Regions from separate parts of the Mus musculus genome. Here region 1 is linked to region 2. Evidence: chromatin loops called from intact Hi-C (ENCODE). Cell type or tissue: left cerebral cortex. All regions are shown on one strand. Links, peaks and the distances in the headings refer to the core of each region. The heading gives the core; the rest is flanking DNA.

Region 1 (15,991 bases), core at 3,983-11,982, 160 kb before region 2:
ATTCTTTTGCTCCTGATACTGCCTCCCATATCTCTTCAATATTGGTATTACCTGGCATTGTAGAAACATTCAGACCTACTCTTACCATGGTGACCTTCAGTAATCCCATCACCACATTGGTTCAGTTTCTGTTGGCATATTGATACCATCATGGTCCAGTCTGAACTCTCATATTCCCACACAATTTTTCAGTTGCTATTATGTACTGCTTGTAGCTTCCTCCAGGTGATATGATGAAGTCCTAAACCAAAATGTGCCTCTATCTGCAGGAAAATAATTCAGGTTAACTGACATCATAAGGATTGGCCCAAGCATAACTAAAGAGCTCCTGTGTATGCCCCCAGGAAGAGCCATGTGAGCATCACATTAGCATGTCAAACCATTGATAAGCCAAGGGGAGAAATCTTAGGAGAAATAAAATTTAATGTCACTTGGGCCATGGACTTTGAACTTATAAAACTAAAAGAGAAAGAAAAAGAGACAGGAAAAGAAAAAGAAAGACTGGGTGGGGTGGGAGTGTTGCGTTTAGTCTCTAGTTGCATATGTATCAAAAGATGGCCTAGTCGGCCATCAGTGGAAAGAGAGGCCCATTGGTCATGCAAACTTTATATGCCTCAGTACAGGAGAATGCCAAAGCCAAAAAGTGGGAGTGGATGGGTAGGGGGGAGTGGGGGGGGGAGGGTATGGGGGACTTTTGGGATAGCATTGGAAATGTAAATGAGGAAAATACCTAATAAAAAATATTAAAAAAGAAAAAAAGAAAAGAAAAAAAAAAAAGAAAGAAAAAGAAAGGCACGCCGGCAGACCGATAGACCTCTGTTTAAATTACCCAGTCAGTGGCAATTTGTTATGGCAGCTTGACAGAGACAATGACCTGCTGAGCATTTTTACTAGTTTGCATGTGGTTTAAAATGCAAACTATTGAAAGGAGAGATGTTGGTCATTCGGCTATGTGCAGTGTTCTCAGTCTCCAGCTCACAGACTCTCCAGACTTTTCCATCATTTTCAGCTTCTGTCTGTCTCTTTACTCAGTCCACTTCTGTTGGCTTGCTCCCTCAGATGCCTTCAAAGAACCTTGACATTAGTTCCCCGTCTCTATTTCAGAGACTTATTATTTTCTGACTTTATTTCTCTTGCCTGTTCTCTAATGATGGACTCTCATTTATCTGCCTCCCTTGGATCAAGAGTCCTGTCTCAGTGGTCTGTTTAAAACACTTTTATTTCTGATCAGTATCTAAATGAGTGGTTTGGTGTGGAGGAGCTCTCTGTTACAGAGCTCCTCATTCAGAACAAGTGCCTAGCCATTAGGACTTTGTACATCTAGTTTAATGACATTTGTCAAAGGTGATTTTCTGATGACCAATAAGCATATTTACTAATATTGGGTTGTTGTGCAGAGGATAGAATGAAATAAAACTTTAAAATACTGTTCTTCCCTCCTCTTTCTTCCACAAAACCATGCATCTCCACTTGCTTCCTGGAATATAGAGTACTGAGTCATATTCATATTATCTAAATTTAAATCCTGGCTTCATGGCTCATGGTATGGCCCTGGGAAAATGACTTTCTCTTGCCAAGCTTTTGTTTCTGTGAAATGATTGTCACAAGAGTGTGTTTTACTAATAGCAACTTGTCTTTAAAAGTTATTATAAAGGTTAAAATAAGGTAGAAAATTCAACTTGGCCCAGCGCCTGACCTCTAACAAATGCTGGCATTGGTAGTAGCTGTATAGAGAATATTCTCCAGTGGTCTTTAGTGGAAGCACTACAAAAGTCGCTTGAGAATCCTAGGGCCAAAGGAACTCAGTTTGAAAAACCACTACAAGTTCCAACCACTCTGGCCTCCTCCTCCTTCTTAAATATGCCTTTCCTTTTTCTGTGGCTTCATCCGGATATTGTGTTGCCAAGACTCCACACACATTGCTACCCGAGTTCCTTCAGATCTTTATGTAAGACTCACCTTGTGAGAAAAGCCCTAAGGCCAGCCCTGTGTCATATCTCCATGGCAGCCTGGCTTGCCGCCAGCCTCACAGACAGCACGGAGTAGCTCTCTCCCAGATTCATTTCTCCTTTTGCATACTCGTCGCTGCCATGCTGTGTGTTTTCCTACTCAACAGAACACACAGTTGTGTCTCTTCCACTACGGGAGGCCAGGGATTCTGACTATTTTATTGCCTTACACTAATCATCTGCAGCAGGTATTTACTGAACGACGAAATGAATATTCAACATAATGACATAAGTTCTTTGAACGCAGGATGACCACCATTTAGATGTCCGCTACGATTAGAAAGTTTTTCTATTCGTTTTTAAAGGTTAAAATGTGATGCTGTACTTGTGGCATCACTGAGAAATTTCTATATCAAATGGTTTTAAAATAAGCCAAAACAGGCTTTTTATTTGCTAGCCTAGAGTGCCCAGTAGGGCCATTGGTGCCCTGTTAAGGGTAACTCCATTTAATATGTACATATATGTGTATATATGTATTTAATGGGGGGCTTCTGCTGAAGTAATTATTCATATGACATTTTCAGACATTTCAGATATTTAGTATTAGTTATCCCTTTCCCTATTGTGTCCTCTGTTCTGCCCTCCCATTACCCCACCCCCCACTTAAGCCTTCCTTTTCCAAAGCCCAATACCAGGAATAGGTGACTTCTGTTGGATTTGTAGGCCAGGGAAGTCCCATAGCCCGCCCCCAATATTATATACTTCTAACCTTCAATACCTTTAATCAATATTATATACTTTTAACCTTTAATACCTTTAATCACTGCTCTTGGTTACCCTCGAGAACTTCACTGTTAGATTGTATTTCTGAAGATTCTACATATTTGAGTCATAGAACATGGGAAAATCAACATGGAAAAATCAACATGGTTTATAAGGGCAGGTGTCTGTGGTTGTGTATTTCTAGGTTACTGCTGCTTACAAACATTATTTTTGCATTTATATTTCTTTGTTCTTATAACTTTCCACCAGGCTCAGCTGTGGCTGGGTAAAAGGAGCTCTACAGAAAGTGATGGCTTTGAGAGACTGTTGCCTTGGCAATGTTGCAGTAGACCAGGTCTCACCTTCAACACCAAAGTTCAGCAGAGTTAGGTACTCCAGAAATCAAGAATTAAGAGGGCCAAAGTGAGGCTTAAGAATGTATCTGATTCTAGTAGATAGTGATGGATGCCCAACCTGTAAACCACAAAGTAAACAGAAGCATTCTCAGTATGAGAATAAAGAGCTCATTTAAGGTATGGTAGAACATGCCTGTACCCATGCCTGTGAGGCAAAGTCAAGGGGATCCTTGAAAGTTCTAGACCAGCTTAGTATACATAGTGAGTTCCAGACCAGCTGGGATTATAATAAAACCTTTTCTCAAAAGAATAAAACAAAAGAATAAGGAGTTTATACAAGCCAAAATGGTAGTGGTTACAGAGAGCAAACCTGGAGATCCTTTCTGCCCTTTGGCCCCAAAGGGGCAACCACAGGCCTGGGTTTCACAGGGTAAAAGGAAATTGAACAGGTCACAAGACAGTTGTTACTGTTATGTGAATCCATGATTGGCATGAGTGAATATAAAGCTACTGGTTATTGATCACATAAGTCACTCATTCCAGCTGAGAAGCCAATAATCAGGAAAAGGCCATTACTGTTAGGCTAATATGGGCTAGGTGACTGCATGCTCACTGCTATGAAATTTTATGGCCTCCTTAGCATGACATTTTTAGTCCTTTCTCAAACTGGCTATTTATTCAAAATCGAAAATGATATCTGTGAACATTTAGAATGTAGGAACTGCCAGTTTAAGGGTGGACATTCTATGGCTGAGACCAGTTCTAGAAGTAAAAGTGTTTCCTTATTTGTGTTTTCACACATGTGAAACTAAAACAAAAGAATCCTGCCATCTCAGAGGAATCACCCCTGGGAAGCATGGATGGCTTGTATCCATCTTCTTCACCATGGTAACATGGTTTCCTTTCAAGAGGGGCGGGCATGAAATTACTTCCTTGGCGATGACAGAAGCAAACTGATCATGGATGGCTCTTTGCAATCTTTCCATTTTTGTGACTCATATGGGTGGTTCCTCTCCTCACCTCCAACTCTTTCTCTAGACAGGTAACATGTAGTCCATTAGATTTCTCTTGCCAACTTACAGTCATTTTGGTCTGGGCTCTTTGGGCAATAACCCCCAGGTCTTCACCACTAAATGGATTATGCCTGATGCCCTAAGCACCTCATCTGCTTACAATATGCTCAAGTACAGGAGATACTGCAGGCTGTGGTACCTTGGCACTATTCCATTTGAGTATGTGCTTTGCCTAAAGAGCCTTGGGTGGCACAGAGCATTGGCCATCTGGGTCCCTGCAGGCATCACTTGAGGATGCTCTTCTCTGAAATGAATTCTATCTATCTTGAATCCTGGCCTCAGCTTTCAAGTCCAAGTTACCTAACTTGGTACATTGTCATTTGGAGACTGTTTTCAGAGCAATATAGTCAATCATGCAGGGATTGCTTACCTCATAGTACGGGAATCAGCCAAGCCCAGTTCCAGATGTATTTAAAGGGTATCAGAACTTGTATCTTTTATGGTTCTTACAGGTGAGAGAGCTGGTAAACATAAGACTCGAGTTTTACAAGTGACCAAATTGAATTCAGATTACCTCAGTCTCAGAAATTTATCAGAAGCACATTTTTCTTGCCACCATAAGAGAGGACAAATGGCAGGAAATGTAAAATGTGTGCATTGCTGTGCTTCAACACATGGCTGACAGAAATTAACCTGTTACTGTATTAGGGTCTATAGACAGTTTTACTTTAAGAGGCAAAAATTCAATGAAAATGCAGAAAGAATATCCCCAAAATTGATTCCCTAAATGTTCTGTATTTTATGTTAATAACTCAGTTCTTAAATAACGCCTATGTGAAGGTTTTTAAAGATTTCTTCCCGCTTAAAAAAGCACTAGGAAATTCTGTTGTGAATCTGCCCAGCATTTTTTTATTTGTCTGCTCTTCTAAAAGGATATCTACTTATACCTCCAAGAATATTTTAATCTCCTCAATGTGAGGCATGGAGCCCAGATGCAGAGACATTATTTTGCAGTGATTTTATGTATGAATTTCTCTGAGAGTGAAAGATTGTTTAGAGATGAGTTGTAATTTCTCATAATCACCACTCTCCCTATAAACTCTGCAAAATGTTGATGTTATAAACTATTAGATCTAGTAATTTATAAGCTTCTTTGTATAAAATAAATGTGGAGCCTTTAAAAATTAAGCAGTGTGCTCAGAACTACAAGTCATTTAACCAGAAATTATATCGGTATCACTTCTAAAACGTCTGTGTTGTAAGGGGCAGTAACTGGAGCCCTTCTGATAGTGTAACTCACCATGGTAAATTCTTTGCCTTTTCACATAAGTTTTGGAGCCTGAGTAGTATGCTCAGCGCTGGGTTCTATGTTTGTTTACATATCTCAACTTAGCCCCATTTGAAATCATTCATATCCAAAATAAACTGGGTTTGCATCATTTGGTATTCATATTGATTAATACCATCTAATAACTTTCACTGGATGTTTCTTAATCCCTAAGTCACCCACTTTTATGCCTTTCCTACTAATTTGATTTAGCAAATGAGTTTTGAATTGCAGATTCCTAGTAGCTTAACAAAAATACACACAATATACATCTACTGAGTTTTTTCTTTCAGTCACCCTATAAGATATTCGCCATTCAAAAATATTTAGGAGCATAAGGATGGGGGCACATCGACAAGAAAGCTCCGATGCACGTGTGAAACATTCCTATCCTCACAAGATAGACAATGCCTCCATTCATTGCCCGGGCTCTGGGGAGTACGGTCTTCCTTTCTTTCCAAAGTGTGGGTTAGGCAGAGCAAAACAGAAAGAGAAAAGGGCAGTGCAGTCCTCTCTAAATCATCAAATACCATTTCAGCTGACAGACTGGCTCATTCTCAGTATATATTTATAAAGACAGTCAGACTACGTTCTAAGTAGCACATGGCAGAGTAAAAAATCTTTGCTTAATTTTTTATACTAGGAAAAAACAACTAGAAAAAAAAACAACTAAGTAAAACTGTCTATAGACCCAACTAAGTTCATTAGATAAGCTCTGATTCTTTTGCTCCTGGTTCATCCAGTGTTTTGTGGCAGCCTTTCAACAGGACTAGCTACCTCTTAGCAAATGGAGTCTTCAGTAACCTTTAATGTATCAATGAACCCTACGATGAACAAATTGTTGGCCAATGAATTATTTTTCTATTTCTGGAATTCTAAATATATGCCCATTGTGTATATTCCAGTGTGTCTATAATATAACCTGAATATAGGAGACAAAGAAAGTTAGATATGTGATCTTTTCTAATTTAACATTTTCTCAGTGGTAATTGACATTTGTTGTATGAAGCAGTGGTCTATGGGTTGAGGTCATATAATATGCCCAAGAATATGGGCACTTTTGCATATAGTTTATCCATACATTGCTGGCTATAATATAAACTCCTTAAAGGAAGTGATTCACTTTCTTTCACTCCTAGACCTTGCATGTAATCTCTATGTCATAAATTCCCAATAAATATGTGCCCCGTGAAAGAATAAAACTCTAGGATCCCTCTGCATCATTCTCTTCAGACTTTCTTTGTTTAACATTCTACTAATTAATTAGTTTATAACCCAAATGCTTCCCCCTCACCCCTCACAGAGCCCCTCCCCCACCCCTCATCCCCCATCCCCATCCCCTTCTCCTCTGAGAGGGTGCCCCCTATGTATCCTCCCACCCTGGTGCATCAAGTCTCTGCAGGATTAGGAGTATCCTCTCCCACTGAGGCCAGACATGGCAGCCTTCTGCTACATATGCACTTGGGGCCTTGAGCCAGCCCATGTATTCTCTTTAGTTGGTGTCTCAGTTTCTGGAAGTTCCCAGGAGTCCAGGTTAGTTGACACTCTTGGTCTTCCTGGAGGGTTGCCATTCCCTTCAGGGCCTTCAAATGTTACCCTAACTCTTTCATAGGAGTCAATAACTCCATTCAATGTTTGTCTATGGCTATCTGCTTCTACCTCAGTCAGCTGCTGAGTAGAGCCTCTCAGAGGGCTGCTTTGCTAGGCTCCTGTCTGGAAACACAACATAGCATAGTGTCAGGGATTGGCGCCTGCCCATGGGATAGGTCTCAAACTGGGCCGGTCACTGGTTGGCCATTTCTTCAGTCTCTGCTCCATTTTTTGTCCCCGCATTTCTTTTAGACAGAAACAATTTTGGATCAAAAGTTTTGTAGGTGGATTTGTGTCTCCATCTATCCACAGGGGATCCTGTCTGGCTACTGGAGGTGGTCTCTTTAGGTTCTATATTCCCCCTGTTGGGCATTTTGGCTAATGTCACCTGCATTGACACCTGGGAGGCTCCACCATTCCAGGTCTCTGGGACTTCCTAAAGATTCCCCCAACACACACCTGACACCCATGCAGCTGCATATTTCCATTTATTCTCCTGGCCCTCTGGGAATCTCTCCTGTCTCTCCCTATACCTAATACTGACTCCTATTCCCCTTCTCCTCCCCTCCCCCACTCAGATGCCTCCCTCCCTCTGCCTCCCATAATTATTTTGTTTCCCCTTCTAAGTGGGAACAAGCATCCTCACTTGGGCCTTCCTTCTTGTTTCACTTCTTTGGGTCTGTGGGATGTATCTTAGGTATTCTGTACTTTTTGGCTAATATCCACTTATCAGTGAGAACATACCATACATGTTCTTTTGGGTCTGGGATACCTCACTCAGGATATTTTCTAGTTCCATCCATTTGTCTGCAAAATTCATGATGTCTTTGTTTTTAATTGCTGAATAGTATCCTATCATGTAAATGAACCACAAATTTTGTATCCATTCTTCAGTTAAGGGACATCCAGTTGCTTCCAGTTTCTAGCTATTATGAACAAAGCTGCTATGAACATCCTTGTGATATAGTGAAGCATCTTTTGGGTATATGCCCAGGAGCAGTATAGCCAGGTCTTCAGGTAGAACTATTTCCAATTTTCTGAGGAACCACCATATTGATTTCCAGAGTGGTTGTACCAGATTGCAATCCCACCAGCAAAGGAGGAGTGTTTCTCACTGTCTCGATAGACTTGCCAACATCTGCTGTCATCCAACTTTTTGATCTTAGCCATTCTGATTTGTATAAAGTGGAATGTCAGAGTTGTCTTAATTTGCACTTACCTGATGACAAGGATGTTGAAGAACATTTCTTTAAGTTCTTCTTGATCATTTTAAATCCCTTTGTTAAGAATTCTCTGTTTAAGCCAGGCGGTGGTGGCACATGCCTTTAATCACAGCACTTGGGAGGCAGAAGCGGGCAGATTTCTGAGTTCAAGGCCAGCCTAATCTACAGAGTGAGTTCCAGGACAGTCAGGGCTACACAGAGACACCCTGTCTTGAAAAACAAAACAACAACAAAAAACAAAAGAAAGAATTCTCTGTTTAGCTTTGTACCCCATTTTTACATTGGGTTATTTGGTTTTTTGGAGTCTAACTTCTTTATATATTTTACATAGTAGTCCTCTGTCAGATGTATGGTTGGTGAAGATCTTTTCTTTTTTCTTTTTTTTTTTTTGTTTATTTTTATTATTTTTAATCTTTTACTTATTTACTATTTTTTCCATTTTTTATTAGGTATTTAGCTCATTTACATTTCCAATGCTATACCAAAAGTCCCCCATACCCACCCACCCCCACTCCCCTACCCACCCACTCCCCCTTTTTGGCCCTGGCGTTCCCCTGTACTGGGGCATATAAAGTTTGCAAGTCCATCTTAATCTGTAGACTACCGTTTTGTCCTACTTACAATGTCCTTTGCCTTACAGCTTTGCTTTTCAACTTTAAGAGGTTCCAAAAATTAACTCAAAGAAAACCATAGACCTCCTTTATGCAAATGATAAGTGGGTCTAGAAAGAAATTAGGGAATCAACACCCTTAACCATAGTCACAAATATAAAATATCTTAGTGCAACTTAATCAAGCATGAGAAAGATCTATATGAAGAGAATTTCAAGTCCCTGGAAAAAGAAATTAAAGAAGACCTCAGAAGATGGAAAGATCTCCCACATTCATTGATCCATGGGATTAGCATAGTGAAAATAGCTATCTTACCAAAAGCAATCCAAAGATTCAATGCAATTCTTATTTTTTACAGAACTTAAAAGGACAATTCTCAACTTCATATGGAAAACCAAAAAAAAAATCTAGGATAGCCAAAATAATCCTGAACAATAAAAGAACTTTGGAAGGAATCCCTGACCACAAGCTATACTACAGAGCAACAGTGATAATAACCATATGATATTGGTACAGAAATAAACAGGTTGATCAATGAAATAGAATTAAAGGCCCAGAAATAATCCCACACACCTATGGACACTTGACTGTTGACTAAGAAACTAAAATCATACCACGGAAAAAAGAAAGCATCTTCACCAAATATTGAAGTCTAATAACAAATGTGTATGTCTAACTGATCGTCTGCATGTAGGAGAATCCAAGTAGATCCATATTCATCTCCCTGCACATAGGTCAAGTCCAAGGGGATCAAGGGCCTCAACATAAAATCAAATACACTAAATCTAATAGAAGAGAAAGTGGTAAGTAGCCTTGAACACATTGGCACAGGAGAACATTGTATGAACTGAACACAAATGGCTCAGTCTCCAAGATCAGCAATTGATAAATGGGATCTCTTCAGACTTTCATTGTAAGTTCTACTAAGTAACTTAGAACTTATTTCTATGAAAGAAGATTTAAAAAGTCATAAAATTAAGACTACAAAGAAAGAGTATATAACTGTTTCCTAGCAGACAAGTGTAGTTTTACTATTGATAAATCTAGCAGTGGTTTTCCTTCAAAACACAGAAAAGATTAGCTCACACTCATGTTGGTTACTAATTGTTTGTGGAGAAGAGAGGCTCCATCCCCTGTATAACTCATCACTTGAATACACTTGAATACAGGACCAGGCCCATGTAAAACAGCATAGACCAGTCCCTATTCAGTTAAATTGGATGATGTTCAAACCCAAAAGCTCAACCTTTTCCAGAACTTGAAAGAAATAAGGGAGTTGTCACAAACCAAAGGGAAATACTCCCCAAGGAGTTTGCTTCCTCCCCACCACGGCTGTATATTTAGAGTGATCCTGTGTTGGCATGTGTGCTCCTAGCTCTGTATACCAAAATCCCAGGTATCAGAGTTTCAGATCTGTGCTTTTGAGGAGGCTTAGAATCTGATGCCATCCATACAGAATCCCTTCCCATAGACCATAGACCTCCTAGAAAAGATGATGTAGCCTTTCATCATTTATTCTGATAAAACTAAAATGTCATAGATTGGATATCTTCTAAGTAAGAGAAACTTACTTTTCATAATTCTGGAGATTTGGAAGTCTACTTTGAAAGTGCTAGCAGATCTGGTGTCAGATGGGGGCACACTTCCTGATGTGTGCTCAGTACCTTTTCACTGTGCCCATATACAATGAAAGGGACTATGGGGCCTTTAAATTTTTTGCATATATATGCAGATACATGCAAACATATGCAAATGTTGTGTTCACTGTGTGCACACACATATGCATTAGAGTGCATATGCATTAGTATAACTGCATGGGCAGATCTGTGTATGCATGCGAATGCCATAGGTTGGTGTTAGCTATCTTCTTCCGTAGATGTCTCTCCTTTGAGGCAGAACATCTCACTTGAAATCAAGCCCACCAGTTTAGTTATCTAGCCAGCCAGCTTGCTCTAAAGATCCCTGATTTCTTCCGTGATGGGATTATAGATGGGCATAGCCTTTACATGGGTACTGGGGATCTAACTGTGGTTCTTCAGATGTACGTGGCAGGCAAGTGCTTTACACACCCAGCCAACTCCCCAGCCTCTGGAACTTCTTTTATAAGGAGACAATAGCAGTTGTAATGACTCATGATTAATTGCTTTGGGGGAATCCATTTCCTAATGATTTATCTTTGAGGTTATAGTTCTGAATCATTAATTTGAGGAATAGATGTACATAAAGATCATATTGGCTTTCTAATTAGACAATCCAACTGCAATTCTGAAATCCATAGACCCTGCTAACTTAGATTTTTCTAGTATGAGAAAAACTTTGGCTGAGACTTGAATATTTGATAATCTAGTAGTTGACAGTGATTAATTATAAATGCCAGATAAAAATATAAATAATGTCTAAATGTAAATGGTTCCTATATGAGCTTTAATAACACTAATACCTTAATCCCATCAACCTATTGCTTTAATTAATCTTTTCTTAAAATATTCATTATTTTAAAGTATTGAGTATATGAATATGTCTCTATGTGTTTGCCATGTATATGCAGATGCCCCTGGTGGCCAGAATTGGTTTTCAAATTCAATGGGGCTGGAGTTACAGGTAACCATGGTTGCTATGAACTAATCATAGATCCTTCATAAGAGCTGTAAGAGCTCATACCCACTAAGTCATATATCTACATCCCCATAGTATATCTTGCGGTTAAGATAATTTACATGAAAAGGTCTGAAACATATAGACCTTTAGAGGTATGGAAGACCTATATTACTGGAAGCCATTAAAACTCATGTTCATCTCCACAAGGTTGAGTCATTGTGAGGAGATAGTGTCTCGCTCAGAGATACAGTTCCCAGTTTCCCTGTACTTAACTGGAAAGCAGACTATTGTAGAAAAAGAAAGTATGAATGCCAGTGGTCCAGCCATTCTGGGAATTGTTGAAGAGGTAGATGAGTCTTTACCCATCTTTTTGTTGTTCTAAATAAGGAAAGTTCCAAGCAAGTGCAGCCATAATACAGAAAGTAGCCTGAATCTCAAAATGACCATGGGTGATAGGCACAGGGAAGGTAGAAGGTTGTCAAAAGTGAATATGTATATAAGTTTGAATTGTAAGTCAAAACTCATTGTTGTTGTTTGAAATTAGTGGGATTTGGATACTTAACCTGTTAAAGCAGCAAGCACCACATTAACAGATATAGGCATTAATAAACACTTGGGAAGAGTTCTGATCTTTGTTTATCCCAGAACCTTATAATTTCCATAGAAAAGGCTGAATCACACCAATACTGCAGCTTGTGAGAAGACAAATATATCCCCTGACTGCTGACCATTCTTCTCCACTCTGCCTTGGAAGATGGTTTTCCTAAATACCATTAAGCTCATTTTCATTGCTCATCTTTCTTTAATTTAACCATCTTTCTCCACTCTTCCATTCCCCCCCCCACACACTGCTTTCCTTTGTCTTTTATCACCTCTTCCATTATAATGAAAAGGTTTATTTTTCCTTAAAGACAATAGCACTTAAAACTTGTAGCTATCTTCATTCTGCCTCACATGAGGGGAACATTTATCTTAATGTAATATTTTAATGAGTAAATGTCATTTCTCTAACATGAAAGAACAATGAAGGGAGATGAGAATAAAAGTTATGTGCACTGAGAAGATTTTTTGGTGTATTTTAGAACATACACAATAACATAGAAAAATAGGTCATGGATTTGAAAGAGAACAAAGAGAATACATTTGAGGGATTGGAAGGAATAAAGGTGTAAATGATGCAATTATAACTGCAAAAATAAATTATTAGAACACCAGGGCCAAAAAGGGGGAGTGGGTGGGTAGGGGATTGGGGGGGTGGGTATGGAGGACTTTTGGGATAGCATTGGAAATGTAAACGAGGAAAATATCTAATAAAAAATTAAAGATCATAAAAAAAATTAAAGATCATAAAAAAAGAAAAAGAATAAAAGAAAATAAAACTTGGATAGCATGCTAGAAATAACACTTTACCTTTTATCTATAGGAGTGTGTTGGTAGGAGAGAGTTGTGCGGGGTGAATTAAACTCTGTAGTATTGACCCCTACTGGACATTTAGCTGTGTTCAGCTGAGATCCAGGAACCACTGAGATGTTCACAAAAGCAAGACTTTCCTCTAGAAGCAGAAAAGTGAAAACTGGTTATGAATGATGAAGGCAGCTCTGGCGATTTTGGCTGTGCAGCATCCCCTCCCATTACAGTCATCTTCCAAATTGACAATATATTTTCAACTAATGGGGTCCTTGGCATCGCTGTTATTTCGGGAGTTAGGGGGGTGTCAAATGTGGTAGCATTAGTATGGCCGATTTTATGGGTTGATCGCACCTGAAAGTTGAAACCAGATTTAGAGCACACATGGTGCCAACCATGTGGTAAGCCCCCATTCCAGCTCCTTGTCTGTGACCTAAATTTTCAGAGACAGATTGGAACGTGAAGCTCCACATGCTGCTACCTTCTGAATGACCAGTCTCTACTGCTGAGTATCACGTGTCTGAGTGTATCCCAGGCTTAATCATTGTCACCTGTGCAGAAAGAGCCACAGAGCCTTTATACGGACTAGATTCAGAACAGTCTCAGACAAGCTTCCTGGGGGGGGAGGGGGGAGAAAGAAAGGGAAAAAGAACATGGAAGCCATGCTTCCTTCAGGGCATGCAGGGAAACTGCATTTGGAAAGGTCTGCTTAACACTCAGGTGCGTATGGCTTGGAGAGTAGGTCCGGTCCTCCAGCCATGAAGCCCCAGAGAAAAGGCTGAATCAAGGTTTTGGAATCTCTACCTACATTGCAAAAACAAAAACTGTGACTTCTCTGCAAATTAGTTCACTTATTGCAAACATCTTATGGAAGAAAACTTGGGCCATTATTCTTATTTGTAAGCCTCATTTATTTGAGGCATCTATAAAAATACACACGATGTCCATGTTTGTCCAGGGCATACCTCCCCCTTCATTAAGCTTCAGATTAACATGTGGCTATAATGCAGCTCTGTTGAGCTGTCCAGCTGTTAATAAAGCATGACACGCAGAATATGAAGGCCCACATGTGGATGCTGAGCTAATATTTCTTTTGCCCCCAAATCAGTAAGTTTTTCATCTAGATTCTTTTGAATTACAGACATTGATTGTGTCCTCATGGAAAGAGCTAGTTGTTTCAAAATAACTCTGTACTGTCTGTGTTATTTCACAACGCAGCAGAAACAGGCAAAATAAACAGAAGGTTTGTACTTGATAAAAACAAAATGGAGGAGACTTTTCATCCCAAGTTGAGAAAAACTACTCTGAAAAACTTTCATCATCGAGGTTAATTTGTATTATATAATAAAGATACTAAAGTAGAGAGGTTGGAGAAGAGGTGGTTTTCAAAGATGTTAGCATATTATTATAACAACGATAGTAACAGAGGTGAGGGAAACTGTTGTGGAAACAGACACACTCTAAATGGCGGTGAGTGGCTTCACCCACGTTTGTCAGATCACCCTGTTTGAAGAGCTGTGATGGAGTTTGTGTCAGCGCTTCCATTAGAAGCCTGTACTGGGAAGAATTTGGAATGTGGCCAAGAAGAGATCACTCTGAACGAAGAGTTGGCACAGGAGACTTCCTCCCATGAGCAAAAGTTGTTTTCATTATTTCTTCCTCATCGTTGTCTTCTCCCCGCCGCCCCCTCCCCTTAGAAAATTCCATAAAACTTCATCTGGTTGCTTTTAAGCTTGGATATCTGAGGTAAAAGTTGAGTATAGGAGAGCCAAGCCAGTGGTTTGAAGACAATACATCTTTTGTCCATCTGGGCAGAATCTGTATTGCGTATTTTATGTGGAGAAGCCATGCTATTCAGAGGGGAGCACTTAGAAATGGAATAAAAGCTAATTTCAAAAGATCATTCAACCATTGCCTGTAATAATGAAGTTGAGAGCAGTCAGAGTGTGACTTATCTTATTCACTTATTTCTATTAATTATATACATTGCTTTATAGCTATTTATCTAAGTTATTCTTCACAGCATTTTACATAGTTTCACATTCATTATCTTTTTGAATATAATTTGCATATATTAAAACATACCCATTTTAAATATGCAGTTCTGACTTTTGCTCAATGTATACCAAACACAGTAAAATATCAGAGCACTTTCATGGCCACCAAATTTCTCTTGTACAGGGGAGCAGAAACTCACCTGACCCCTGACCTATCTCAGTCATACACAACTGATAACCTGATCTTGTGACTATAGACTTGCGTTTTATATAATTGTCATCAAATGAAATTATTATGCCTATGTCTAATTTGTTTCACACAACATACTGTTCTGGAAAGACACTGACAGTCTTCCTTATATCAACAAAGTCTTCATGTTTATTGTTCATCAGTATTCCATTGAATGGACAGCATACACCTTATCAATTAAGGAGTCAGAAGAATTTGAGGGCTTCTCATTTTACAGTGTTGTGAATAGCACTGCTACACATCCGCTGCACACATCTGGGTGTACACATCTGTATATGCAGGTCTTTGTACACACATGCTTCCCTTTGTCTTAGGAGGAGGGTGTGGCCTTTTGATAGCTCTAAGTGGATCTTCTCAACTGACTTCCAAAGAGACTGTCAATTTCCCTTTCCACCAGTAGTGTGGTCCCCAGTTGCCTCACGGCCACCAAGTCTTTGTCCGTTATTCCAGTGGCATCTGATTGGGTGCATTTGCCACGTGTACATCTGCTTTAGTGAGCTGGGCTTTTCCCCTCCAGTGTTTTTTTTTTTTTAACTATGTGTTTGTCTTTTTATTGTTAAGTTTAAGCTTTTGTGATGTATTTTGGAAAATAGTTCTTTGCCAGATGTGTGTTTAGCAAATGTTTTCTCCCAATATATGCCTTCCTTTTCTTTTCTTGTATTATTTTTATGCCAAAGACTAAATCCAGAGGTTGGCACATGCTCTACCTCTGAGCTACAACCTTTGGTCCATTTTTATATTTTACTGCTAATTTTTTTGTATCAATGTATCTTTGCTTTTAGGGTTCAGCGTATATATTTTCCCCCTGTGGCTTATTTACTTAGGTGTCCTAAGAAATACTTAATTCAAAGAGTCTTGGGTTTTTCCTTTTCACATTGTTTTATAGCTGTGGCTGTTGAGAGAAAGCA
Region 2 (15,991 bases), core at 4,934-12,933:
CTAAAAGGGGAAGTAGACACAATAAAGAAAACCCAAAGCGAGGCAACGCTGGAGATAGAAACCCTAGGAAAGAGATCTGGAACCATAGATGCGAGCATCAGCAACAGAATACAAGAAATGGAAGAGAGAATCTCAGGTGCAGAAGATTCCATAGAGAACATCGACACAACAGTCAAAGAAAATACAAAATGCAAAAGGATCCTAACTCAAAACATCCAGGTAATCCAGGACACAATGAGAAGACCAAACCTACGGATAATAGGAATTGATGAGAATGAAGATTTTCAACTTAAAGGGCCAGCTAATATCTTCAACAAAATAATAGAAGAAAACTTCCCAAACATAAAAAAAGAGATGCCCATGATCATACAAGAAGCATACAGAACTCCAAATAGACTGGACCAGAAAAGAAATTCCTCCCGACACATAATAATCAGAACAACAAATGCACTAAATAAAGATAGAATATTAAAAGCAGTAAGGGAGAAAGGTCAAGTAACATATAAAGGAAGGCCTATCAGAATTACACCAGACTTTTCACCAGAGACTATGAAAGCCAGAAGAGCCTGGACAGATGTTATACAGACACTAAGAGAACACAAATGCCAGCCCAGGCTACTATACCCGGCCAAACTCTCAATTACCATAGATGGAGAAACCAAAGTATTCCACGACAAAACCAAGTTCACACAATATCTTTCCACGAATCCAGCCCTTCAAAGGATAATAACAGAAAAGAAGCAATACAAGGACGGAAATCACACCCTAGAACAACCAAGAAAGTAATCATTCAACAAACCAAAAAGAAGACAGCCACAAGAACAGAATGCCAACTCTAACAACAAAAATAAAAGGGAGCAACAATTACTTTTCCTTAATATCTCTTAATATCAATGGACTCAATTCCCCAATAAAAAGACATAGACTAACAGACTGGCTACACAAACAGGACCCAACATTCTGCTGCTTACAGGAAACCCATCTCAGGGAAAAAGACAGACACTACCTCAGAGTGAAAGGCTGGAAAACAATTTTCCAAGCAAATGGACTGAAGAAACAAGCTGGAGTAGCCATTTTAATATCGGATAAAATCGACTTCCAACCCAAAGTTATCAAAAAAGACAAGGAGGGACACTTCATACTCATCAAAGGTAAAATCCTCCAAGAGGAACTCTCAATTCTGAATATCTACGCACCAAATGCAAGGGCAGCCACATTCATTAGAGACACTTTAGTAAAGCTCAAAGCATACATTGCACCTCACACAATAATAGTGGGAGACTTCAACACACCACTTTCTTCAAAGGACAGATCGTGGAAACAGAAACTAAACAGGGACACAGTGAAACTAACAGAAGTTATGAAACAAATGGACCTGACAGATATCTACAGAACATTTTATCCTAAAACAAAAGGATATACCTTCTTCTCAGCACCTCACGGGACCTTCTCCAAAATTGACCATATAATTGGTCACAAAACAGGCCTCAATAGATACAAAAATATTGAAATTGTCCCATGTATCCTATCAGACCACCATGGCCTAAGACTGATCTTCAATAACAACATAAATAATGGAAAGCCAACATTCACGTGGAAACTGAATAACACTCTTCTCAATGATACCTTGGTCAAGGAAGGAATAAAGAAAGAAATTAAAGACTTTTTAGAGTTTAATGAAAATGAAGCCACAACGTACCCAAACCTATGGGACACAATGAAAGCATTTCTAAGAGGGAAACTCATAGCGCTGAGTGCCTCCAAGAAGAAACGGGAGACAGCACATACTAGCAGCTTGACAACACATCTAAAAGCCCTAGAAAAAAAGGAAGCAAATTCACCCAAGAGGAGTAGACGGCAGGAAATAATCAAACTCAGGGGTGAAATCAACCAAGTGGAAACAAGAACTATTCAAAGAATTAACCAAACGAGGAGTTGGTTCTTTGAGAAAATCAACAAGATAGATAAACCCTTAGCTAGACTCACTAAAGGGCACAGGGACAAAATCCTAATTAACAAAATCAGAAATGAAAAGGGAGACATAACAACAGATCCTGAAGAAATCCAAAACACCATCAGATCCTTCTACAAAAGGCTATACTCAACAAAACTGGAAAACCTGGACGAAATGGACAAATTTCTGGACAGATACCAGGTACCAAAGTTGAATCAGGATCAAGTTGACCATCTAAACAGTCCCATATCACCTAAAGAAATAGAAGCAGTTATTAATAGTCTCCCAACCAAAAAAAGCCCAGGACCAGATGGGTTTAGTGCAGAGTTCTATCAGACCTTCAAAGAAGATCTAATTCCAATTCTGCACAAACTATTTCACAAAATAGAAGTAGAAGGTACTCTACCCAACTCATTTTATGAAGCCACTATTACTCCGATACCTAAACCACAGAAAGATCCAACAAAGATAGAGAACTTCAGACCAATTTTTTTAAATTAACTTGTGCAATATTCTATTCTAAGTCAGATGGACAATGGGATTAGTATATATTTCTATGTAGTTACCTCTATTGAGATTTTAAAAAATGAAATAAATGATTCAGCTAGTTAAAAAAAAAAAAAAAAGAGTTAAAGTGTACTTAGTAAGGTTGCAGGATACAAAAGCACTATACAAAAAAAATGTAGATTTGTCCACACTGTCTTAAAACTGAATAAATTTTGAAATTGCATTAAAAACTACTGTTTAAGAAATAGGGATAGAATGGAGGAAAACAAAATAGGGCTAGATCTATTAAAGCTTATGCACAACACACATTTTATAAGCTGTGTTATTGATAAATGATATCGCGGCAGTTCTAAATGAATAAAAAGGTGTGTCCCACTCATGTGCTGGCACACTTAGCGGGCAAATAAAGTATCATTTTTCAAGTTGATGACTAGATTTGCTGGCATTCCAATCACAATCCAGGAACATACGGATAATTTCAAAACTCAAGAACATTAGAAGAGTTAGAACAAACATTTTAAATAAAGCTTATATTGCTCCTTATTAAGATTGTATAAAGCTGTAGTAATCACAGCACTATAGTGTAGTGGAGAGAGACAGAGACAGATACACAGAGACACAGGACACAGAAAGACAAAAAGAGAGATAGACAGAGACAGACAAACAGAGACAGAAAGACAAAATGAGACAGACAGACAGAGAGACTGAGACAGAGAGTCCACAAGATAGATCCACATAAATATAACCAAAGTGTCATTCAATAGAAACCAAATAGTCTTTTCAATAAATACTTTTAAAAAAAAACAAAAAAAACAAAAAAACCTTGGATATCTATATGTCAGAAAACAAAATCACAACATAAAACCTCAGAGTCTATACAAAAATCAACAGAAAATAGGTTATATATCTATAGGTATAAACTATTAAATTTTTCATGGAAAACAGAGTAGAAAAAAATTTTTTGACCTAGGATTGGGCAGAGTTCTTCAATGTAGGAGCAAAAACAGAAGCCTTAGAGCACGAGATTAAAGAGTGGAATTCATCTTTGGGAGATGAAAATATATTCGCTCTATAATCAAGAATTCTCCCTGCTGGACGTTTAGTATGGAAATAAAGGCTTAGCTTTGGACAGAAGCAGGTACAGGAATACCCACAACACCTCTCCTTGTAATCATCCCCTCCCCTCACCAAGATGAGACGCACCAACAGAATGAAATGGTCTGGTCCGTGTGTACCAAGAGGCAAATCACTGACTGCTGCAGTAACTGGCTATCCAGAGCCATTGTGCTAAGTGAAAGGGGCAGCTCTCAGAGGGCTACACTTAGCATCAGATAACTCATTCATTTGACATTCTTTGAGAACAAAACTCTAGTATTGCAGAATAGATCTGTGTTTCCAAGGGTTAGGGAAGCAGCCAAAACTCACTATAAACTCAGAGCACGAGAGAGTTTTGGGTGGGATAAAAGAATTCTTCCATATCCTCAATGTGGCGGTAGCTAAGCATGTCATATGACCTATATCTGTTAAATGTGCAATAAAATTGGCAACTTATAACCACATCCGGATCATCTTCATTTCATTTTTCCCAAGTCTCCTATCAAATCTCTCTGGTGATTTTATTCAGTTACAAGTGTACCGTGACCAACCTATTGAATAATGTCTTTGACTTTTCCTTGAAAGGGGAAAGTATACTTTGCATGCTTGCTGATGGTCTCTGAGTTTTTGGTGAGGTTCCTGGAGTTCCTAGGCACATCCCAAGAGGCCCATTCTCTCCATCTGCTTCTTCAGTGTCTCCTGTTAGCACTTCATCTATCTTACAGAATCCGCTTCATTTAGATCAGGAAAGGCATGTGGTCTCCTCTCTGAATAATTTAATCTGTGCATCGGGGTCACTTCGACAAGCTTTCCTTTTTGTCATTTTTATTGGTTTGTTATGAGTCTTCATTTCATGACATGGCTCCCACATCCCGCACTTTCTACCCACATTGAATGTCCTGTATGTCCTGTATTCTATCCGTTTCGTCATTGTGGTCCCTTATTTCTTGGGACCATTTTGCATCATCTTCCTAGCACCCAGAATGTCTTAGCTGGTTCTTAACTACTCACCCTTCAAGCTGTCTGTAGGTATTCTCAGAGGTGGCAGATCTGTCCTTACTGTTCCTACAGTATGTGGTGTGGCTGCCACTTGAGCCACTATCACATTGCTCAGAAACTTATTGCTATTTTTTCCCAACATCCCATACCTAAAACAAAACAAAAAAAAAAAACTCTTGTGAAAAAGGTTTTTTTCTTCACCCTTTCTATGTCCTCAGTCCCCATGTCTTAGTCATATACAGAACAGAACATAATTAATGGCTGTTGAGTGACTCTATACAGCATCTTACCATCTACTGTCTTTCTTGTGGTTGGCAACAGCACTGAGTTGTTGAGCAATCATAGAGGCTTCTGGGGGACCCCACTTGTTTTCTAGACTTCAGTGTGTTCTGTGTGTAAGGCTTTTGTATAGGATGTGGTGTAAGGACAATTTCTTTAATTCCTTTCTCCTTCCTGGAAATCTCTTTAATTAAATTTTCCAAAGCTGTTTGCTAGTGACCTACAGGTCCCAGGGGATTATTCCATGTGTAGGAACTAGCCTGGCTTTCAGCCTAAAAAATGGTTTATTGCTTCAGAGAGCAAAATTACTTTCTAGACAATTTAAACTGGATTTTCTTTCTGCATATACTTTAGAAAATAATGGGAAAATAAACATAAATTATCCAGACCCTAAAAAAGAAGGCTTTAAGTGGTTATAGGTCACCTGGCTAGGCATGGTTCTGGTAAGAGATTCCAGTAAGAGACTGACTGCTTTCAAGCCCTTAGGCTAATTGCTTAGACCTTGGGATCTAAGATTTGTACTTGAGATCTGTATTTTCATATTCATTAATAATGAAATAGGTAAAGACATGTTATCTTCTTAATGTTCTATATTGTCTGTCTATTTACTGATCTCTCTCTCTCTCTCTCTCTCTCACACACACACACACACACACACACACACACACACACACACACTTACCTGAATATATTATTCACTTACTCAGTTATAGACAGATACCCCAGTTAGAGACAAGAGCTGTATACTAAGCAGTTGGATGGCTGTTGTTCCTTGAAGACAACACAGGTCACTTGGCTGGGTACATATCAAAGCAAAAGTGACATACACCTTAGAATAAGTACAGGAATGTGATCTTAGAGGTTAGAGTAAGAGAAGGTCGTGGTTACCTGAGTTTCATTTATAGATACTTAAATGTAGAAGCCAAATAGTTTTGTAAGCTGTGTAAGAAATCTGTATCTGTTTTCAATGCAGGGACAAAATAGGGTCATTTCCATGACCTTTTAAAAGAATCTGAAGCTTTTAACTGTATACATATCTTCAGTCCTAAATTTCGTATCTTCAGTTTTCCAGTATGAGATTAAGATAAATATATCCTTTAATGGCATTTATCCTTCATGTCTTTATCCCACAGGCTAATGGGTAGGGTTTTGGTATGTTAATAGTGCTTCTGAGTTATGAAAATAAAAGTAACTCAACATGAGAACATTTGAGTTACTTATTCAAAGATATGCTAAATTTAACCTCAAAGAAATTATTACTTCACTGGTATCTCTGAATGTCTTCTAAAATAAGATCAATTTCCCTGTGTCTGGGATATTTTAGATATGGCCTGGCCTAATGGTGGGGGAGTGAGCAAGTAGCTGGGCTATTAATGCTTCTTCCATTTTCATGTCCCTCTGATGGCCTTCTCAGCCAATCAAAGCTCAGACAAGTGGAGCTGCGAGAACAGCTGCCCTGTTGAACTCTTGCTGTGAAAAGATCCATACACTGCCCAGTGACACACAGTGAATACTCTGGACTAAACTCTCTAGTCAGCAGAGAGACAGGAAAGGCGAGACGCATACAGTCCCCGTGAGAGCAAGACAGCTTAGCTGAGCAGCAGTGAGCATGTATTACCATAAATCAAGAGGCCATTTAATAAATGCCCAATTAAGGTGAAACAACTTCCCAAGGATACATAATTATCCAGAAAAGCTCCCCGAGTACTGGTGGCATTGGGAGTATTCAATAGTGAGCCCCAAAGTCAGAAAACAAACAAACAAACAAACAATCAGAACCCAATGTGTGCATGAGGGAAGGAAAACCCTACCTACGTTGTTCAGTGTATTATGCAGAAGTAAAATTATTCATCCCATCACAGTGGACAAAGGGGTACTTTGTACTGTCTTTCTGGTGGTGGTTCTTGTTGAATATTATGGTTTGAATCTGAATTTTTAGGAGTGGGGCCTTACTAGCAGAAATAGTCCAGTAGGAGTGAGCTTTCTAGGATTATGGCCATCTCCTCCATGTTAGTCACCTACTGTTTCCTGGTCCACTCGTGGTGGGTAAGCAGTCACCATGGTGCTCTCCTGCCACAGTGAATTGGGCATGTCTGGCATTGTCTACACCGAGAGACTGAAACCCTACAAATGGTATGCAACAAAATCATTTTTTCTTTCCTTACACAGTTTCTTGTGTATTTTGGTCACAGTGGTACAAAAGTAGCTGAGACAGAAACAGCTACTTTCATAGGGCTACCTTTCTAGGCTGAGTGTTGAGGATGACCACCCCTAGATTTTTCTCTTTCGACTGTCATATTCCTTACCTTCTCAGCAGGAAACTCTTCCTGGATACGTATGCAAATTCGTTTAAGGAGGAAGCATCAATTTATAGTTTGCAGTTGGCTTCTGAACACAGTTCCTGGAAGCACATCCTTGCAAGCTGAGAGACAGTTTTGAGACAGTCTCACTCTGCAGTTCAGGCTGGCCCGGAGCTCACCGTATTCCTGCCTCAGCATAAAACATACTGGGATTGCAGGCATGAGGCACTACCTCTGCTCCCAAAGCTTAAATAACCATGGAGGCTTGCGTCTCAGAAGCTGGTTTGAAGGCTGCCCCTTTAGTAAGGAGCTGCTCTGAGTAAATGCCTACTCAGAGAAACAACTCAAGGACTCATCCCTGGGTATCTGGCCTATAGTAGTTGATAAGCCACAGTCAACACTATCTTACTTGAGCAAACATATGCCTCTCCAATAAATATAGTTTCAAAAGGAATGGATTAAAGGTCAAAGAGCTGAGAAGAATGGAAGAGAAAGTGCGTGTGTAAGATGTCTCCCTAATTATTCTTGTACAGAAGATGCCTTGTACAAGACACAGTAAAGATTCAAAATGAGGTATTCCCTTAATGAGACTGAAGGGTTTTCTTTGGTATTTGCAATTTAGGCTGCAGTTCAAATTGGGTAAACCACTGGGTCTTTGTTTTCACCATATTTTGAAAAAAAAATGATCACCTGACCCAGGTAGAGGTAGATGAAGTGTTTGGCTTCCTGTGTAATGTAACTGCCTAAATGTCTCCCTGTGCTGCAGTGATAAGTGTGGCTATTCATCTCACCCATATTATAATCCCCACAATGCCTGGCAGCATAAGTGTGGCTATTCATCTCACCCATATTATAATCCTCCAATGCCTGGCAACATATGCCACCGAATACTGTTGCAGACTTTCAGACATGTCTGTGAATTCGATCACCACTTTCTGGCTATACCTGGCTTCTGAGGATCAAGTGCTGGCAGACTGCTTTTGTCTCCTAGGTCAGATGCTAGTATAACTTGGGCCAGCAAAGAGATGCCACCATTAACTAAGCCATAGCACATCTCAACCAGGTTGTTGAAGTTTTGTGGCTACATGTTCTAGGGTCACCTGTTCCTGATCCCCCTGCCCCTTGTGCAACCTCAATGTCATGATTCTTGAAATTATATCTTTAAAGCTTATGTTCTGGGGTTTTAAAGCTCTGGGAGATTTAAGTAAATTTTTATTCAGATAATCTAAACAATTTTAGATGACTGCCTATGGTTTAAGTAGGGTCAGTTAGCTGTAAATTATGTTACTAAGGGAGATAATAAAATGATTAAAAATACTATTTAAAGTGTTTCAAGGATGGCTGAGAATAAAATTTAGAATTGATCAACTCCTCATTTTTGTTACTAAGTTTATTACTTATCCCCCTAAGTTATAGCCAGGCATCATGATGGCTTCAATTCCAGCATTCAGAGATAAAGGTAGATACAACTCTCTGAACTCCATGGCAGTCAGGGCTATATTGTGATAGCCAATCTCAAAAAAAGGAAAAAAAAGAAAGAGAGAGAGAGAGAGAGAGAGAGAGAGAGAGAGAGAGAGAAGGGGAAGGGGAAGGGGAAGGGGAAGGGGAAGGGAAAGGGAAAGGGGAAGGGGAAGGGGAAGGGAAGGGAAGGGAAGGGAAGGGAAGGGAAGGGAAGGGAAGGGAAGGGAAGGGAAGAAAGGGAAGAAAGGGAAGAAAGGGAAGAAAGGGAAGAAAGGGAAGAAAGGGAAGAAAGGGAAGAAAGGGAAGAAAGGGAAGGGAAGGGAAGGGAAGGGAAGGGAAGGGAAGGGAAGGGAAGGGAAGGGAAGGGAAGGGAAGGGAAGGGAAGGGAAAAGAAAGAGGAAGGAGGAAGGACGGAAGGAAGGAAGGAAGGAAGGAAGGAAGTAAGGAAGGAAGGAAGGAAGGAAGGAAGGAAGGGAGGGAGGGAGGGAGGGAAGAGAGAGAGAGAAAAGAAAGAAAGAAAGAAAGAAAGAAAGAAAGAAGGAAGGAAGGAAGGAAAGAGAAAAAGAAAGAGAGAGAGAGAAGAAACTAAAAGAAGAAAGGAAGGAAGGACAGGTAGATATGTTTGGAGATATAACATAGGATATAACATAGGAATCTCCATAGAATTAGAGTACAACTGAACAAAATGAGTTTAAATGTGCATGGGATTCTCAATTACTTAAAAATAGACTTGGTAATTACCAATGATATTAGACAGATTCCCCACTTAGATTTGTATTATGTGGCTGAATCACTAAATATGGATATAGTCAAATTAATAGGATATACCTTCATTCTTTAGCAGTATTTTTGGTTGTTTGACTGACTGATTTTATAACAGGGTATCACTCTATAGCCCTGGGTTACCTGAAACTCATGAAGATCTGCTTGCTTCTGCCTCTCAAGTGCTGGGATTAAAGGCATACACCACCACACTCAGTTCAAATATACTTTGAGTGGGTGTTCCCGAGTGTCACTCTAGAGATAATTCCTGTAGATTTTGCTGAAAGCAATTTCATGGGTTAAGAGAACAGGTAATCTGGCTATTTCATAGTTAACAAGAATATTACAAAATGTGACTTTTATATCAAAACAAACTCTAGAAGTTACCATAGCATATGCTTTTGAGCTGTACAAAGTAAATCAGGGGGTGTTCAGAAGAGCAATTGAATTTTTTAGAACCTCAACAATTTGGCACCTCTTGGCTAACAACATTGTAGCACAGTTTGGCTTGCACTAGAATATCTAACTAGCACTGGCCCCATTTTTTTCTTGCTCTCTTAAAGTCTCAAAAGATGTTCATGTCCTGACAGGAGCCCAGGACCTACCTGCAAGCTTCCTGAGGTAAGCACAAACTCCTCTAGGTTACAGTTTGCTGGACCTTTTCCATTAGCTAAAACATTTTATTTATGTTCTTGGCTCTGTTGGCTCTCTGCTCTAAAGCAGGGGCAGAGCCTGCTATGCCATTCAAGATGAATAGAAAGATGATGAAATCCACTCAGCTTTCCCTCCTTTCCCATTACTATGTTCCAAAGGTATGGTCTGTGCTTAGTAGCATGCCCCTTCCTTCTCTGTGTCTAGCTGAGATCTTTGATATCTAATATCTCAAAGTTCTGCTCCACCAGAACTGTCAGACAGTTGGCTACCTTCTTTTCCATCTACCTTGCACGCCACCACCCCACCCCCCCAACACACACCAATCAAGGTGATTATGTGAGGGTTACCTTTTGTTTTATACATCTTCCAGTCATCCAAGCATGGTAAAGCAATTTTAGATCATTATATAATTTTTCCACAAAACTCAATAGGCTTTTGTAAAATCTGTCATATACCTGGCATTAGACTTAGCATTAAAGACAATATCAAAGATATGTTACGTGGTTCCTGAAGCTTACAAGGATTCTCCTTTTTGCCAAGAAAAAGAGAGAAGGACGGGGGGAGAAAGAGAGGGGGGAAGAAGGAAAAAGAGAGGAGGGGAGACATAAAGAGAGAGGCAGAGAGAGAAAGAGGAGGGACAGAGAGGGGAGGACCAGAGGAGGGAGAGAGAGAAAGAGATAGGGAGACAGACAGACAGAGAGAGAGAGAGAGAGAGACAGAGGGAGAGAGAAATTAGATAATGAGAATTAGAACACATCAGTTTTCAAAATTAAACATATTCAAGCAGTAGTATCTAAATAAGAAGAGATAAATTGTTCAATGTATAAAAATGAGGCAATATACTGGATTTGGGGCCATTTTGACTGTGTGTTTCTTTAATGTGCATAAATAAAAAGCCTCAGTTCTTTTGAATGCCTTCTTTCTTACTCATTCTGATCTTTCGTATGTAATCCGTAAAAGGCCATTGCTCCCTTCATAAATCTTCCTTAATTCAAAGCATAACTCCTAAAGTTCAGAAACTGAGCAGATTAGCTAGTGCTGCCCCTCACTAAAATGGTCAGGGATAAACAACTCCCTGGAGTCACAACTACAGTCAACACAAAAGTAAATCAAAAGTCAGTTATGAGTTCCAATGATTTATCAATGAGATTGTTAATGGTGTGTGTCTGAATTATAGCATTATTACAAACTCTGCGACCAATTGCTACCCCCATTACTTCATAGCAGTTTAAAGCACATAGTATTTTATATACATGTATGCATATTCATGCATGCACATACATATATTTGCATCTATAAACTTGGCATTTCATGATGACATATGTTTTGCCACTAGATCAGCTGTATTATTTTTGGAAACATTATTCTCTTTGCTTGGAAATCATAACCTCTCAGTCAATCTGGTTATGACTTCATACCTTTTATAGCTTTCAGTCTGTATTTTTGCAAAAATCTTATTGTGATTATAAACCAGTTTTCTCTGGTTATGGGAAGAAGAAATAACTTCACATGATGCATCTTTAAAGATGCTTAGAGTTCCTTGTTGGTGTATGATGTGTTTGCGTGAGCACATAGCCTAACAGGTAGGCTTTTAAGCCAAACTGACTGTTGAATCTCAGCTTACTAATTAAATTACAGTTGAGTCATCAAGAACAATACTTTCAAGGTTCTATGGACCCTGGAAAGAAGATTAAGAGTAATTTAAAATGCAGAACACCATTAATTTTATTCATTAGGCATAAATAATTCTCTTACTAACTTATCATTCCTCTTTAGGGGAAAATGGGATCTCCACCTTTCATTTCCATTTTTATACACTGACGTCTTTTTTCATGTAAAAAAAAATCATGTCATTTAAAGTCTCTAGTGATTTGATGCTGTGTTTTAAAACAATGGCTTCTGTACAATTTTAGCTGCATGGAAATCACCTGAGAATCTTCTTGACAGGTACATAGTACTCCAGAGTGTCTGGAGTGGGACTGGGCATCTGCACTCTTAAGCACCAGTTGATGTGTCACAGATCTATCAACAACACTGTGAATGCCATGGCCAAGGCACCAGAACCTAGTCTGCAATCCTCCTCCAATAGCATTAGTGTTCTGTGGATCACATCAGCTTCCTGAGCTTTATATCTCTGGTTACTTTTTCCTGCCATGTTTAGCATTTTCATCCATTACATTGTTTATATTAAAGGCTCACAATTCAGAGTAATGTCCTCAAATAATAATAAGAAGGCATCTTTAGTACAGACTTTGAAAAAGTTCCATACGTAGAAAACTAAAGTATGTTTTGGACACATGCTTATTTATATCTAAGTGGGTTTCATGGGCTCATCCCAAGGTTTCATCCCATTCTGACCACCTGTGTAATTCCCCTGAGCTCCACTCATCACAGCATTAAAAGAAAGTCTGTACCTACTATACAGTCATAATAAGAATATGCTAGCCCATGGTTTTTCAGTTGCCCTGGTTATGGGAAAGTTCTTTATACTGGCAGGCTCTCCTCAAGATGGAATGAAAGTTGTACTAGTCAAAGGGTCAACAAACTTTTCTGAATGGAGCCTGAAAGAAGCAGGAAGTAGTTTCCATTTGTACTGCTAACCAGTGCTCCTTAGTACTTCTAACTCGGGCTGGATGTGGCTGGGAATACTGAACCTATACGATTTTTGGGTTATCTATGTAGATATGAAACAGGATTCTGGATGGGTTTTGTGACGTTTGCATATATTAAGCCCCCACAGAGATGATGAGGAAATGTTGCCAAACTGTCCAGATGTATTCACTACTCAGCAAGTGCCAAATAGGCTGTGTAGCTAGATATGTAGAGCGTTCCTAACATGTTCTTTGAGTAAACACCACACATGCACCAAACCTTTCCTACCACCTTCTGCTCTTCTATTACACAAGATCAAAAGAGATTCATTAAATACAAATTAGGGGACAAATATGGGCTGAGCGATGGCTCCGAGGTGCTTTTATTTGTTGATATATTGAAGTAATAATTTCAGAATATAACCACAAACAAGTACTGCTTGGATGGCTTTGGAGTATTTGGCCCTGTTAGAGGCAAATCTCAGGAAACATCCTATTACTGGAAGAAGCTAAAAGTGTATCCCTCTGGCTCATTATCCCCAAGTATGTCTTTGCACATTCATTCAGAGACAATCATGGACATCCTCTGAGACTGTTGAAGACCCAGATCCTTAAGATTTGGAAGAAGTTACAATGGGGATGAGAATCTGTATGCAAGACACTATTGAGAAACTCCAAAACTCAGTTGGAAGCAACACTAGAGGTCTTTAGTCCAAATTGCGATGCAAAGCTTAAATCATGTGTCTCATTGCTTGGCAGATGGTTACCAACTTGTACTTCAACACTTCCAGGAGTGAGAAATGCAGCACTTTTTAAGATGACCGATGCTTCAATAATGGTTCCAAATGTTTAAACACTCCCTCTGTTCCAGAGCCCAAATATACCTTCCTTAAACACTGGTTCTTAAAAAATGGCTCAGCATTTTTGCTCTATAAAGTCTTCCTCTATTCCATCTCAGCTCGCCCCACATTTTGTGTACATCACATTATTACCCCCATTTCTTACAGCTTTATTTTCATGTCCAACTCTATTCATGCACTGATGTGGGGAGCAGATTTTCAGGCTCCTCAGACCCAAATGTGGCACTAATAGATAACCAAACTATATTGGAAGAAGGACAACTATTGTCTGCAGGATGTGCAGATCATGTGATATGTAATTGCCATCTTTCTCATCAGCCAATAAAACCTCTGACATTTAAAGTGTTGTTAGAAAACCAAAAATCTTCAACACTTCCATAGGAACAGCCTTGTCCCTTGTGTATTAGGTGATAGTATACTCTTTTGAGACCAAACACAAAGTCAATAGAACCCTTTCCTAAAATGTCAGCTGAATAGATCTCACTTGATCTACTCATTGATCAAATGTTTGGAATCTACTCATCTCAGTTAGGTATCAGCTACAGATGATGTTTTTAATTAAATAAAAATGCTGACAAGATAAAGTATGGAGTCTTTTCTATACTGCTTTATATTGGCCCTGATTTACTAACAGAGAGCCCAGACAATAGGAAATGTTCCTGTAAATGTTGAGTTGGGTAGGTTTTCCTTTTTGTTCCATAGCAGACTACCAAGAATTATCAAAAACTGTTCTCAAATCAAACATAATAATCATGGGATTAAAAAAAAATAATGCTAAGTAGAGAAAATCAATCTGGAGTCCAAGACTTTATTCTCATTTTATTTTTGAATTCCAATAATTTTTTGCTACTCACATGATTGTTATTAAAAGGAACCAATGTGAGGTGTGGAAAGATGGACTGTATCCACCTGAGCATTAGGAATCATCATAATGTTATCTGCTGATTCAGTCTACTATCACACGAGTAAAATGGCAAGGATTAGTTTAATAGAACCTGTCTGTATCAAAGTCACAGCCGGTGCTGGTAAGAACCTCAGTTCTCTGTATCTTTCCAAAAGACACTCCAAACTAATATGTCTCTCCCTCGGGCTAGCCATTATTTTATCCTTAAGTCTAATTTTAAGGCATTTCTTCATTGAGCCCACTTCTTTCATTCCTTTAAGAAGAAAAGGGAACCCAGATGGCGTGGCTGACAGTTACTATGTATATGGAATTCCTTAAGCAGTGTGGAGGAGAGTGCCTTATTTCGCAATGCTGATGGAGCCCACCCTTTGCAGGCTTTTCAGTATCTTTGTTCTCCGACGTGTTGAAATGAACGCTAATCGCTTTAGTTATGGAGTAGGGTATCTCCAGATAGCAGCAGATGTCCCTCACTCCCTTCTTTCCAATTTGGGCTGTGCTTTTGAAACTTTATGATAAAAAAAAAAATTAAAACTTAAGGGAGAGTAGGATTTTCTCTAAACATGCCACATCCCCCACTAGACAGCAATGTCATAATGAAAATGATGGTGGAGCTCTATATGAAGTTGGCGCATGGACCATGTTAAATATGTAAAGTAACCTAGTTAGACTTTTTAAACTGACTAACTTCCCCCTTATTTTTATTTATTTATTTATTTATTTATTTATTTATTTTAAGATAGGGCTGGCAACAGTCAGGAAAGTAGAGAAGGAGCTGCCAATCAGCTTCCACCATTCTGATCACAATGAAAAGCACACAGTGAAAAACAACTCCATTTGTTTCAGGCCTCAAACCTTATGATCATTCGGTGATCAAGAATTGATTATCAATACATATTCTCTAATAATCAAGTGCTAACTGTGCATGTGTTTATTTCCACTAAAAAGGACAAATCCCTTCATGAAGTAGAATATAAGAGAGCTGTTCCAGCTTCCCTCGGGTGAAAGATTGGACTTTGTGAACTCGTATATACATTATTGGCCTTTCCTAAGGAATACAATGGATTGATTACTTGCAATGACTACAAAAGCAGTGTTGAACTCTGATGAGATGAAACTGGGAAACCCAAACTGCTTTTAAGAGCCCTAATAGGGACATGTTTAAAATAGTGATACACCTCAGAACTGACTGGCAACCATTCAGAAAGGTCAAATTAAAGGCACAATTTGAAAAGGAAGCCACGATTTTATAACCAGGTTTATATTAATCCCAGGGATCTAAGCAGAAAACTCAGTTTATTCATACTACCCTAATTAAGCCCAAAACACTGGCTAGATTCTAAACTATTTGGTTAACAGTAAAGCCGGAGAGAATTTTCAAATAGTTCTACAAGTTTCAACCAAATGACTCATAAAACTCTAACAGACATGGTCTACAATACAAAAGTCCTGGCATAGAAAACATGGAATACCAATGGATTCTACAAAGTGTGCCGGTAAGGTGCTTAGGGAAATGCTGTTTAGGGGAATGTTAATTGCTATACTCATATCTTTCCACAATACAAGAAGCTGCTAGAAACTGTAAATTTGAGTGTTTCAGGCAGGTGAGTTATGATAAATTGTCTATG

Evidence for each region. A loop is a pair of places that touch in the nucleus more often than their neighbours do. Peaks named below come from ENCODE experiments on the same cell type or tissue, not always from the same donor. Only the 100,000 strongest peaks of a DNase experiment are listed, where the experiment ranks them.
Region 1: a loop joins it to region 2, with 3.0 times the contacts of the local background. A loop is called at or near these places in 22 of 42 quality-filtered maps.

Annotation. Positions count from the first base shown.
Region 1 is chr4:85,840,299-85,856,289 of GRCm38, forward strand. It overlaps a transcript of Adamtsl1 not described here. Among named protein-coding and RNA genes, the nearest start is that of Adamtsl1, 210 kb to the right of the region's middle. In left cerebral cortex, for the core only: a CTCF peak has its summit at 11,395; no DNase peak of the experiment used is centred there.
Region 2 is chr4:86,000,438-86,016,428 of GRCm38, forward strand. It overlaps a transcript of Adamtsl1 not described here. Among named protein-coding and RNA genes, the nearest start is that of Adamtsl1, 46 kb to the right of the region's middle. In left cerebral cortex, for the core only: no CTCF peak of the experiment used is centred there; DNase peaks (open chromatin) are centred at 7,319, 9,611 and 9,856.